Regions from separate parts of the Homo sapiens genome. Here region 2 is linked to region 1. Evidence: chromatin contacts called from ENCODE Hi-C or POLR2A ChIA-PET data. All regions are on one chromosome and are shown on one strand. The core of a region is the stretch at or near the end of the contact, and the rest is flanking DNA. Distances in the headings are between cores, read along the strand shown.

The links. Hi-C counts contacts between places; a loop is a spot of excess contacts on that map. ChIA-PET counts read pairs that join two places held with the same protein, here RNA polymerase II (POLR2A). Pooled maps may share reads with other maps.
Region 2: a loop to region 1 is called in a map of HepG2, with 3 times the contacts of the local background. The contact joins two enhancer-like sites. A Hi-C loop is called at or near these places in 2 of 168 maps with a recorded cell type or tissue (HepG2 and right cardiac atrium) and 7 of 50 pooled maps. POLR2A ChIA-PET finds 5 or more read pairs at or near these places in 4 of 52 experiments (CD4-positive, alpha-beta T cell, CD4-positive, alpha-beta memory T cell, activated T-cell and 1 more).

What each region holds. Positions count from the first base shown.
Region 1 is chr1:100,945,524-100,952,743 of GRCh38, forward strand. The region is part of intron 8 of SLC30A7 (solute carrier family 30 member 7); the gene reads left to right. Among named protein-coding and RNA genes, the nearest start is that of SLC30A7, 53 kb to the left of the region's middle. RefSeq lists an enhancer at 4,253-4,302. Within about 2 kb of position 4,173, at least 7 of the 41 ENCODE cell types and tissues checked have a DNase peak (open chromatin) inside an H3K27ac peak, as active enhancers do.
Region 2 is chr1:101,001,848-101,008,417 of GRCh38, forward strand. All of the region lies in intron 4 of DPH5 (diphthamide biosynthesis 5), which reads right to left. Among named protein-coding and RNA genes, the nearest start is that of DPH5, 21 kb to the right of the region's middle. Within about 2 kb of position 1,309, at least 7 of the 41 ENCODE cell types and tissues checked have a DNase peak (open chromatin) inside an H3K27ac peak, as active enhancers do.

The DNA of each region.
Region 1 (7,220 bases), core at 2,923-5,422:
CACCATTTATTAAATAGGGAATCCTTTCCCCATTTCTTGTTTTTTTCAGGTTTGTCAAAGATCAGATGGTTGTAGATGTGTGGTATTATTTCTGGGGCCTCTGTTCTGTTCCATTGGTCTATATCTCTGTTTTGGTACCAGTAGCATGCTATTTTGGTTACTGTAGCCTCATAGTATAGTTTGAAGTCAGGTAACGTGATGCCTCCAGCTTTGTTCTTTTTGCTTAGGATTGTCTTGGCAATGCGGGCTCTTTTTTGGTTCCATATGGACTTTCAAGTAGTTTTTTCCAATTCTGTGAAGACAGTCCTTGGTAGCTTGATGGGAATGGTATTGAATCTATAAATTACCTTGGGCAGTATGGCCATTTTCATGATATTGATTCTTCCTATCCACAAGCATGAAATGTTCTTCTATTCATTTGTGTCCTCTTATTTCATTGAGCAGTGGTTTGTAGTTCTCCTTGAAGAGGTCCTTCACATCCCCTGTAAGTTGGATTCCTAGGTATTTTATTCTCTTTGAAGCAATTGTGAATGGAAGTTCACTCATGATTTGGCTCTCTCTTTGTCTGTTATCGGTGTATAGGAATGCTTGTGATTTTTGCACATTGATTTTGTATCCTGAGACTTTGCTGAAGTTGCTTATCAGCTTAAGGAGATTTTGGGCTGAGATGATGGGAGTTTTCTAAATATACATTCATGTCATCTGCAAACAGGGACAATTTGACTTCCTCTTTTCCTAATTGAATACCGTTTCTTTCTTTCTCTTGCCTGATTGCCCTGGCCAGAACTTCCAACACTATGTTGAACAGGAGTGGTGAGAGGGGGTATCCTTGTCTTGTGCCGGTTTTCAAAGGAAATGCTTCCAGTTTTTGCCCATTTAGTATGATATTGGCTGTGGGTTTGTGATAAATAGCTTTTATTATTTTGAGATAGATTCCATCAATCCCTAGTTTGAGAGTTTTTAAGCATTAAGTCCTGTTGAATTTTGTCAAAGGCCTTTTCTGCATCTTTTGAGATAATCATGTGGTTTTTGTAGTTGGTTCAGTTTATGTGATGGATTACGTTTATTGATTTGCATATGTTGAACCAGCCTTGCATCCCAGAGATGAAGCCCACTTGATCATGGTGGATAAGCTTTTTGATGTGCTGCTGGATTTGGTTTGCCAGTATTTTATTGAGGATTTTTGCATCGATGTTCATTAAAGATATTGTTCCAAAATTTTCTTTTTTTTGTAGTGTCTCTGCCGGGCTTTGGTATCTGCATGATGCTGGCCTCATAAAATGAGTTAGGGAGGATGCCCTCTTTTTCTATTGATTGGAATAGTTTCAGAAGGAATGGTACCAGCTCTTCTTTGTACCTCTGGTAGAATTCAGCTGTGAATCTGTCTGGTCCTGGACTTTTTTTGGTTGGTAGGCTGTTAATTATTGCCTCAATTTCAGAGCTTGTTACTGGTCTATTCAGAGATTCAACTTCTTCCTCGTTTAGTCTTGGGAGGGTGTATGTGTCAAGGAATTTATCCATTTCTTCTAGATTTTCTAGTTTATTTGCATAGAGGAATTTCTTGCCTTCTGCTAGCTTTTGTATTTGTTTGCTCTTGGTTTTCTAGTTATTTTAATTGTGATATTAGGGTATTGATTTTAGATCTTTCCAGATTTCTCTTGTGAGCCTTTAGTGCTATAATTTTCCCACTGCACACTGCTTTAAATGTGTCCCAGAGATTCTGGTACATTGTGTCGTTGTTTTCATTGGTTTCTAAGAACATCTTTATTTCTGCCTTCATTTCATTATTTACCCAGTAGTCATTCAGGAACAGGTTGTTCAGTTTCCATGTACTTGTGTGGTTTTGAGTGAGTTTCTTAATCCTGAGTTCTAATTTGATTGCACTGTGATCTGAGAGTTTGTTGTGATTTCTGTTCTTTTACATTTGCTGAGGAGTGCTTTACTTCCAATTATGTGGTCAATTTTAGAATAAGTGTGATGTGGTGCTGAGAAGAATGTATATTCTGTTGATTTGGGGTGGAGAGTTCTGTAGATGTCTGTTAATTTCGCTTAGTGCAGAGTTGAGTTCAAGTCCTGGACATCCTTGTTAACCCTCTGTCTTGTTCTGATATTGAGAGTGGGGTGTTAAAGTCTCCCATTATTATTGTGTTGGAGTCTAAGTCTCTTTGTAGGTCTCTAAGGACTTGCTTTATGAATCTGGGTGCTCCTCTGTTGGGTCCATATATATTTAGGATAGTTAGCTCTTCTTGTTGAATTGATCCCTTTACCATTATGTAATGGCCTTCTTTTGTCTCTTTTGATCTTTGTTGTTTTAAAGTCTGTTTTATCAGAGACTAGGATTGCAATCCCTGCTCTTTTTTTGCTTGCCGTTTGCTTGGTAGATCTTCCTCCATCCCTTTACTTTGAGCCGATATGTGTCTCTGCATGTGAGATGGGTCTCCTGAATACAGCACACTGATGGGTCTTGACTCTTTATCCAGTTTGCCAGTCTGTGTCTTTTAATTGGGGCATTTAACCCATTTACATTTAAGGTTAATATTGTTATGTGTGAATTTGATCCTGTCATTATGATGTTAGCTGGTTATTTTGCCCATTAATTGATGCAGTTTCTTCATAGCATCGATGGTCTTTACAATTTGGCATGTTTTTGCAGTGGCTGGTGCTGGTTGTTCCTTTCCATGTTTAGTGTTTCCTTCAGGAACTCTTGTAAGGCAGGCCCACAGAATCTCTCCACATTTGCTTGTCTGTAAAAGATTTTATTTCTCCTTCGCTTATGAAGCTTAGTTTGGCTGGATATGAAATTCTGGGTTGAAAATTCTTTTCTTTAAGAAATTTAAATATTGGCCCCCACTCTCTTCTGGCTTTTAGGGTTTCTGCTGAGAGATCCACTGTTTGTCTGATGGGCTTCTCTTTGTGGGTAACCCGACCTTTCTCTCTGGCTGCCCTTAACATTTTTTTCCTGCATTTCAACCTTGGCGAATCTGACAATTGTGTGTCTTGGGGTTGGTCTTGTCGAGGACTATCTTTGTGGTGTTCTTTATATTTCCTGAATTTGTATGTTGGCCTGCCTTGCTAGGTTGGGGACGTTCTCCTGGATAATATCCTGAAGAGTGTTTTCCAACTTTGTTCCATTCTTCCTGTCACTTTCAGGTATACTAGTCAAACGTAGATTTAGTCTTTTCACGTAGTCCTGTATTTCTTGGAGGCTTTGTTACTTTTTACTTTTTTCTCTAAACTTGTCTTCTTGCTTTATTTCATTAATTTGATCTTTAATCACTGATACCCTTCTTCCACTTGATCAAATTGGCTATTGAAGCTTGTGCATGCGTCATGAAGTTCTCATGCCATGGTTTTAAGCTCCCTTAGGTCATTTAAGGTCTTCTCTACACTGTTTAGTTAGTCATTCATCTAACCTTTTTTCAAGGTTTTTAACTTCCTCGTGATGGGTTAGAACATGCTCCTTTAGCTTGGAGAAGTTTGTTATTACTGATCTTCTGAAGCCTACTTCTGTCAACTCGTCTAAGTCCAGCTTTGTTCTGTTGCTGGTGAGGAGCTGCGATCCTTTGGAGGAGAAGAGGCGCTCTGGTTTTTAGAATTTTCAGCTTTTCTGCTCTGGTTTCTCCCCATCTTGTGGTTTTATCTACCTTTGGTCTATGATGGGGTTTTGGTGTAGATGTCTTTTTTTGTTGAGGTTGATGCTATGCCTTTCTGTTTGTTAGCTTTCCTTGTAACAGTCAGGTCCCTCAGCTTCAGGTCTGTTGGAGTTTGCTGTAGGTCCACTCCAGACCCTGTTTTTCTGGGTATCACCAGCGGAGGCTGCAGAACAGCAAATATTGCTGCCTGATCCTTCCTCTGGAAGCTTCATCCCAGAGGGGCACCCGCCTGTGTGAGGTGTCTGTCAGCCCCTACTGGGAGGTGTCTCCCAGTTAGGCTTCATGGGGGTCAGGAACCCACTTGAGGAGGCAGTCTGTCCGTTCTCAGTGCTCAAAACACCATGCTAGGAGAACCACTGCTCTCTTCAGAGCTATCAGACAGGGACGTTTAAGTCTGCAGAAGTTTCTGCTGCCTTTTGTTCAGCTATGCCTTGCCCACAGAGGTGGAGTCTGTAGAGACAGTAGGCCTTACTGAGCTGCGGTGGGCCCCTCCCAGTTTGAGCTTCCTGGCTGTTTTGTTTACCTACTCAAGCCTCAGCAATACAGATGCCCCTCCCCCAGCCAGGCTGCAGCATTGCAGGTCGATCTCAGACTGCTGCACTAGCAGTGAGCAAGGCTCTGTGGGTATGGGACCCACTAAGCCAGGCATGAGAGAGAATCTCCTGGTCTGCCGGTTGCTCAGACCATGGGAAAAGTGCAGTATGTAGGTGGGAGTGTCCCCTTTTCCCAGGTACAGTCTGTCATGGCTTCCCTTGGCTAGGAAAGGGAAATCCCCCAACCCCTTGCACTTCCTGGGTGAGGTGATGCCCCACCCTGCTTCAGCTCGCTCTCTGCAGGGTGCACCCACTGTCCAACCAGGCCCTGTGAGATGAACCAGGTACTTCAGTTGGAAATGCAGGAATCACCCGTCTTCTGCGTCGATCACGCTGGGAGCTGCAGTGGTTCTTTAGTTTTAATGGTCACTCTTAATCTGTATGTTAATTTCAAACTCTCCACCACTGGGTATAGCCTGCCCTTAAATTAATCTGTTGTTTTGCTTAATTAATCCTTTGGAAACATGAATTCCAGTCATACCTCAGCAACTAAATATTTTAATATGGTTAGCATCCAGTGTAAGTAGCAATTAACTTACTTTGAGATATTCAATAAAAAATATATTCTCACAGTGTTATTTAAAATTTTGTATTTTAGGTAATCAGTTAAATAAGAGTTCTTTTTCTTTGTTTTTATTTCACAATTTAGGTTTACTTAAACATGTAACTTTGGAAGTCAGCATGGAGTTTGGGCCCAGAATGGAAATTGGGTGTCAGAGATTTGTTTTTGGTCATGTCATTTGACTGTACCAGTCAGCTCTATGATGGCAGAAAACTTTCACATTGTTTTCTATCACTGCCTCTTGCCAAGGTCCACTGGGGTTATTTTTACTGTTGATGTTTTCCTGAGCTTTTGCATTTTTTTCTGTGGGCTGGTCCTTTTATACACTTTAAAAATCAGCTTCTCCTAAAATCAGGACTTTACTGTAGGCAAAGTTCTCTGAAAGAGCCCACAAAGTCACTTTTATAACTTTAACCCCGACTAGTTAAAAGCACTCACTATGTTGATGAAATCCTATTTTAGTTTGGGTTGCCCTAGAGACATGATTCATGTCCCCCTGTGACATGGATTCAAGTGCAAGTAGTTTATCTGGGAGGTGATCCTAACAAACACCTGTAGAGGAGTGGAGAAGTGAGACAGGGAAGGGAAGGAGCCAGCATCGGGTTCAGTGTCAATTAAGTTACCACTATAGGCAACAGGAGCTTAAGTTGCTGAGTAACTCGGGGAGCCAGCGTAGGAGTCATGTTTCAGAGTTATCCCACTGGAGGGGAAGAAGGGAAATGGGATTTATAGACCAACTCCTCAGTCGTTGGAAGACAGCTGCTGAAAAGTGAGGGAGTGTGAATCAGATTTTTTCCACTTGGCAGATATGCAAAGCAAGCTTTGGGGTTAGAGAAAGATGTTAGGTGAAATGCTGGCAGTTAGAAGGAAAAGGGGTGCGAAGCAGGGGAGGGGTATGTCAGGGTACTGACACAAAGTACCCCTTTGTCTACTACAAAGCTAGAACTCATTTAGAAAAAGCAAAGCAATAACAACAAATAACAGCGAAAAAGGGAATCAGGTTAAAGGAATCAGAAAAGACAGAAAAATGCTAATCAGAAAAAAAAGCTTTGTTATAGAATCTTAGTTAATCCATTCCTAATTTTCAGCAAAGAAGATCCACAAATTATACTAACATGTTGCTTGTGAAAAAGGAGGCACTACCCTCCAAGTCTCGTAGTTGAAGAAGAATGGAACCCAACTTTTCCACAGCATTACTTCCCATAATGCTCCAAGGTGCACCTCTTTTCTTCAGTTAGCACTGTCTCCCTACTGCCCAGTGTGCTCATGCCAGGCTCGTGGTAACTGCTGTGCCTTTGTTCGTGCTGCTCAGCCTGCCTGCAATCCTCTCCATGTTGTGAAAAGTCTTCCCACCTGGAGGACCTAACTCAGACCCTCCTCTGGCCAGTGAGGTCCTGCCAACAACCTCCTGATTTCTCCCTCCTTACCCACCTGGCTAGGGTAAGAAGAATGGCTGGGCAGAAGAATGGCCCCAAAGATGGCCAAGTCCTAATCCCTGAAACCTGTGAATATATTACCTTACTTCACAAAAGAGACTTTTCAGATGTAATTAAGTTAAAGATTTTGAGATGGGAGATTATTCTGTATTATCCAAGTGGGCCCAATATAATAAAAAAGGGATCTTAAAAGATGGAAGTGGAAGGCAGAAGAGTCAGAGTCAAAGACAAATCTGAAGAGGCTATGCTGCTGGCTTTGAAGATGGAGGAAGAGGCCGGGGCCAAGGAATGCAGGTGACCTCTAGATGTCACGAAAGTCAAGGAAACAGATTCTTTCTAGAGCATGTGACACCTTGATTTTAGCCCAATGGAACGTATTTTGGACTTCTGACCTCCAGAACTGCAAGATAATTAATTTGTGCTATTTTAAGTCACACACATACATACACACACGCACAAATTCACTATATAGCCAGAGTGCCTGGGTTCAAATGCTGTTTTAACTTTTTAGCTGTGTGAGCTTGGACAAGTCACTTAGCTTCTCTGTGACTCAATTTTTCATCTTTAAAATGGGGACAATGATAATACCTACCTCATAATTTGTTGTGTGTGACTTAAATGGGTTAAGATGTGTATATAAAGTCTTGAACAGCGCCTGCCACACTTTCAGTAAAAGTGCTAATTCTTGCCTGCCTTTCTTAAAGGAAGGCTATTGGGAAGCAGACACCATCCACTTAAAGGTAGTCTTCTCTTACTACCGTGACATGTTGTTTCATGTAATTGACTCTTACTCATTCATCACCAAATGGGGAAAGACAGAGAGAAAAAAGGCAAGAAAAAAAACAAAGAGATATAGTTCATCTATATCTTCCCTAGTTACTTTGGAATGACTAGTTCTTGGCTACCTGATGGGCCAGTTCCTAAACCAAATCCTGGATAGGTTCTACCTGCATCATTTAAGAGGACAAAAGATTAA
Region 2 (6,570 bases), core at 59-2,558, 53 kb after region 1:
ATTTCATAATTTAGCTATATAGTTGCTAAAAATACTGAAATGCAAAGAACCCAGGAGAAAAAAAAAAGAGTTCTGAGCAATCAGAGCGGGGTTCACAAGGTTAATATTGTTCTCATTTTACAGATGAGACCATCAAGGCTTAGAAAGAGCAACTGACTTAGCTAGTCACATAGCTAACTAATATAAAAATAAACACTTAAATCTAGCCTGAGGGAATGCTCCCTTCCATCACACTATCTCAAGAAAACAAAGCATATGCTCACTCCTGTCATTGTTCCAAACCTATAGTCCCTTAATTTGGCAAGATTGTATTTGTTCCCTCACTATAGAGTTCAGGGATGAGGGCCTTTTTCCAAACCTTCTCTTTAACCCACAAGTGGCCCACCCAGGTTCACCATCACTACAACCAAGAAGCTGGCTTCTCTGATCCAGACTGGCTGAACTAGCTCACTTAAGTGAGTCCAATTTCAAATCTTATGTGAGAAAATCTACTTTTGAATTCTGGCTCTGCAACTTGTTGGCTGTGTGATATTACTGTAAGATTTTATATCTAAAATAGGAATAGTGATAAAATTCTGTTTTTCCTACTCCTAGGGTTGTGAGGATCATATTACATGTAAAAAGTTATTCAAACTGTGAAACAATAGGTTAATATTAGTTCTTATCTCAGCACTGAGCAAAGGACATTTATTTTCAAAGACAATATAAAACAGAATACTAAAGTTGTATAAAGATTTAATTATTCAATTTAAATAGTACTTGAAATAATTTATAATAGAACTGGTAAGCACTAGACTCACATCTAGTCCTCTGCCACAAATTAACCGTGTGCCTGAAATAGCCATGTGACTTCAGGAAGTCACTTTTCTCAGCCTTGGGTTCTTCAATTAAAAATGCAGAACCTGGTCTGGAGCAAGGATTAGTCATCCTCTGCTTCCAGTAGCCTAAGGCTTTTCAAATCAGTTTCAGAGGCTCAGCAAGATATGAGGGGAAGACAAGCAGGAAGGAAACAGAGAAGGTGGGGCATTCAGGTGTTTCATCCCTAATTCCCTAGAGCAGCAGCTCAACGTTTCTCAGTTTTTACATAATGAGGTCCTATAAACTATAATCAACACTCATAATGGTGACTTTGAGTTCTAAAGGGAAGGTTCATCATGTTCTTCATAGGCCACAGCCTACATCTTACCTACCAACAAGGTTTACTCCCAAAGTCCATTTGAAAGCTGCCTAAAAACATATTATCTCATAGAAGTTATGCTATTCAGTAGCAATCAAATTCACAGGTCAGTGTACAAAGACCCATGTAACTCCAAGTATTGAGTCATGAAACTTCCTGCCACATGTGACAGGTTTCCCTGTGACAATGTATTTCTAGTTCCAATGTGGAATGCCAGGAATATGTTCACTCTGTGCCAAGCTACCAGGATCGGTCCTGGCCCTGCTGAGGGGTTTTGTTATTATTATTGGGTGATGAGAGGCAAACTTAGCCAACAAATACTTATTACAGATCATCTACTATGTACCAGGTATTATGCTAGTCACAGGTTTAAAATGACAGGCAAAACACAGCTCTGGCTCTCATGGATTGTGCAGTCTTGCTCATGTCTCATACAGCAGAGAAAGGCTCTGCAGTCATGGCACTGGTTCTTACTATGATTAATCATGGACAAGTCAAGTAACATTCCCAATCCTTGGGAGGAACCCTTCTACAAAATGGGTATAATAACTGTAAACATAAAAATGTGGTTTTTAAGGGTTAAATGACACAAAGTATGCAGAGTGCCTAGTAGTGCCTTGCACATGGAAAAGTCTTAGTGTTAGGAATTTGATGATATAATAATGATAATGTTTTAATAATGAAGATGTTCTAAAATGCTGTGTCCTGCTTTAATCCAACTGCTTTCCTTATTGGAGTAAGCTCAAAAATATTACTAAATACTTGAAACTACATTTATGATTTCATTCTGACAAGTTCAACTGTTTACATTCTAAAAAGGATTTTTCACATCTCAGATCAAACTATGAAATATTAGTATTATTCCATAAAAAAGCTTCAAGGTAAAACTGTTAAAAAAATTATATATGCAATAATACATACTTTAAATGAGTCTTAAATACTTTAAGAGTCATGGGAATACAGTCATGGAAGGAAATAAGTTCTTCATTCAAAAAGAAAGTGACAGACCACTTAAGAAAGAATTGAGATGCAAGTCACATATAAACACTAAAGCATTTTGTGTAGCAGTGTCTTTGAATTGTCTAATTTGAGAGATTAAAGAAAACCTCACACAAGCACTGCTCTCCAGGACCCTGATTTATAAACTGTAACCACTCCTGTAGCTGTGGTGCAAACTTCTTCAGTGAATCCTGGAACATTATGCAAACAATTTCACCATATGTCAATACCTCAAAGAACAAAAGAACCAGTTCTTTGTGTTTCACAATCGAAGGGCTTACCAGTGAACTATACTAGAGCAAAGTCACACAGTGATGAGAACTGAGATTGCAGAAGCCTAAGTATTGAACCATCCTATAATATTCATATAAGCCTTTGTGCTGTGATCATTTTTCCTCCAAAACATTATTGCTGCAAATCTAAATTTAAAGACTAAAAAAACAGCTGTTTTGTAAGAAACAGTAGGTAAACACAGGCCTTTTTAAATTTTAACCTGGAGTAACCTATAGAGAAAGCAGTTTACCTAACTTATATTGGATTATGTTTTATCTAGGACAAAACCCAAAAAAACTCAAAACATCCACTCATTAGGCATAAGGCACAATCTAGTTAGAAGATGCTCAAGAAAGACAATAGTAGGTAGTAGTAATTATTATTAAATATGCTATAGACTCTAAGCATTATAAGGATTCAGCATTTCCCCCACTAAGAGGGCATCTGAAGGCATCTTCTGAAAATACAAGGCGTAAGCTAGACCTTGAAAGACAGTTAAGATTTAAGACTGGAGAAGCCGAACATGGGGAAAGAATGAGATACTATGAACAAAGTAACAGAGGCGGGAAGTCTTGGGCAATATTTAAAATGGCATTAAGCCATTACCCAGAAATAGCTAACTGTGCCTGACTTCTCTCTAAACATATATCTAATTCCTGACATCTTATTTAGTGCCAATTCCTGTAAATTCTGCTGTATATTTTATGTAGCTGACTACTCATTTCTTTCCCTACAACCATGGTTTGAGCCCTCAATATCACTTGCCTGAATAACCTTAACAGTCTCCTAACTCATCTCATAGCCATCAATATTTCTTTCCTTTTAGAAGCATAGATGCTTTGTAAAACTCCATTTTAGATTTCAATGCTTTTGTTATTTTGTATAACAAATAAAAATATTTTCTGTGGTATTAAAGCTAAAAAAATCTGTTAAGAAAAATTAAACTTGCTAAGAACTCTATTAAGCCCTGCAAGTATCATGTATTTATATCCTAAATTAAATCAGTTAAATCTGTGAAGTGAAAGAAAGCCAAGCCAGCAAAACTGTCAAAAACTGTACCACAAAACCACATAATCAAGAGTGACTAGTTTTCTCTTCTATACAGAATACTGTTCTTGGGGATGGGTTTTGTTTGTTGTTGTTTTTATCCCCACATACAATTTGCATGCCATTGATGTAACATTGATTTTTGATGACACTAAGGAAGAGTATGCACATGGCCACACACTAGGTACATAAAGTTGAATGACTACGTAGACAGAAGAGCTACAAGATTTATTCTCACACATAAATGAGAGCCACTTGTAAATTAAATTTTAAAATGACAATTTACAGCATATAATTTCAAAGACAAGATCGAACTCCAGGGTGGAAGGCAGGGGGTTGGGGGAAAAAATAAATAAGAAATTCAACTCAGCAAGTACTTGTGACATATTCATTATATGCATGGCACTGTGATAGAATGCAATGGCAGATAGGAAAATGAGTAAATCAAAGAGTTTATAATATGATAAAGTCATAAACATATATAACATGGCTTGGCTGTGTCCCCAACCAAATCTCATCTTGAATTGTAGTTCCTATAATCCCCACATGTTGTGGGAGGGACCCGGTAGTGGGGGAGGTGAGGGGGGGAGCAGTTACCTCCATGCTGTTCTCGTGATAGTGAGTTCTCACAAGATCTGATGGTTTCATAAAGGGATTTCCCCCGTTTACTCTGCGCATCTCTTTGCTGCTGTCATGTGAAGAAGGATGTGTTTGCTTCCCCTACAGACATAATTGTAAGTGTTCTGAGGCCTCCCCAGCCATGCTGAACTGTGATTCAATTAAACTCCACAGTTTATTGACCTCAAAGTCAATTTGACCTCAAAATTGAGTCACAATTGACCTCAAAGTCAATTTCCCAGTCTTGGGTATGTCTTTATTAGAAGCATGAGAATGGACTAATACAACATACAAGTAACTGAACATTCTATATAGGATGGGGATTAATTTACCAAAATTGTTTTAATAGAAGAATGGCACAATTATATTTACGATTTAAAAAGAAAACTATGAAGTAGGAAAAAAATGATGGTAAGGTGGCTATTTAAAAAAATAATGATTAGAACCAGTAATAAGTGGAAACAGAAAGGAAGAAAAAAAATTAAATATGCTCATGACTTAGCAGGTAGTCAAAAACTGTTCCTAAGTGACTAAAAGAATAGAAAGAGCTTAGATTATTTTCTTCTAAGACCACGGAAGGATATAGAACTCTAGATGATAAAATCTAGCTTAATACAAAGAACACTAAAACTAGGTGTTCTTTGTATTAAGCTAGGGTTTTTCATGACTACATTAGTCCCTGGACAACAATGAAACCAATTAATGCTTCTGAAAAGTAACGATAAGAATCACTACAAGGTCGACAATGCTGACTATCACAATGAATGTTGTGGTATTAAAAAAAAGAGAGGAAATGAGTTGTTACTTTCTGAAAGTAATATACATTTTTCCAAACTAGAAATGCATTATATAAACAGATGAACATATGGCAATACTCAAGGTCACTCATGCAATAGCAAGAGAAAGTGGAAACATTTCACAATGATAGGAAATTATACAACCTTTTCTCTGAAGTCAGCCACAACTGATAATGCAGTTTTTATCTGAAATCATTGCTACCTGGTTTCATGGAACTGTCTCATTTATCTGCCTTTTAAAATGTTTTAAAACCATTTCAGTCACCAAATTTCTACAAGAGAACTAATATATTCTATCACACAAATGATTAAGAAAGATAATAAAATTCTATACAAAGAAGTATTTCAGAATTTGTAATTTTTTCTAATATTTGTTTGGCCTATAAGATCAAGTAAATATACACATACTAAGTGTTGAATAAAAAGACTGAAATGTGCCAAAATTGGTAACTGTGGATATCTCTAGGTGGTGGTACTATGGATGCTTTTTTATTTTCTTTTTATACTCAATATATCTTCCTAATTTTCTGTGAGCATAGAAATCATTTATTATCAAGGAAAATGGTTCTTCTAAAGCAGGAACAATGCTAAATGGAAGCAATTCTGATTCTGTATGTCTAAGCTAACTGCTTCTGCAGAAATGTTAAACTCAAGAATTCAAGAAAAGGACTTTGGCCGGGCGCGGTGGCTCATGCCTGTAATCCCAGCACTTTGGGAGGCCTAGGCAGGCAGATCACGAGGTCAGGAGATTGAGACCATCCTGGCTAACACAGTGAAACCCCGTCTCTACTAAAAATATGAAAAAAATTTGCTGGGTGTGGTGGTGGGCGCCTGTAGTCCCAGCTACTCGGGAGGCTGAGGCAGGAGAATGGCATGAACCCGGGAGGTGGAGCTTGCAGTGAGCTGAGATCGCGCCATTGCACTCCAGCCTGGGCGACAGAGCAAGACTCCGTCCCCCCCGAAAAAAACAAAAAAACAGAAACAAAAACAAAAACCAAAAAAAAAAAACAAAGAAAAGTGCTTTATTCTCCTATCTTCTGTGTATTGAGAAAAATCTCGGATTTATTAAGAGTGATCCTCAATTTATTAAGCAAATTTTCATTACCAGGACATCTAAACACAACCAACATGCCTGGCTTTAGACATACAAATAGGCTTTTCTTTCATTAGAAAAATCTGCAAAATGTTAAACAAATACAAGTGTTAGAAATATGTTAGGAATTTAAAAACATGATTTTAAAGTATATGTGTTTATAACTATTATTTTAATGTGAAAAATCCTAAAATTTATTGAATGAAAATTTGAGTACCTAAAGTATCTCAGTCAAGATAATCTTTGCTAAATGTTGGAAAAGAGGCTGGCTTTTTGGCTTCCAAATCTATATTAGACCTTATCTAGTTTAGTAATTTTCATACATCTTACTGGCACTTAGTGTACATTTAGTTCTTTTTTTCTAAATGAACTACTCTTAAGTAAAACATCAATAGAGTTAAAGATAATGATTGGGCTCCCTGAGGATCTAAATCTCTGTTATTTAGTGTTATGTCATTACTTCATTGTCTGCAGAATCCCTAAAGCATCTTCATACATCATGGTGTGGTTTGAAAACCAACATTCTCATCCAGTCTCCCTCCCAATCCTCACCACATACCCTTACA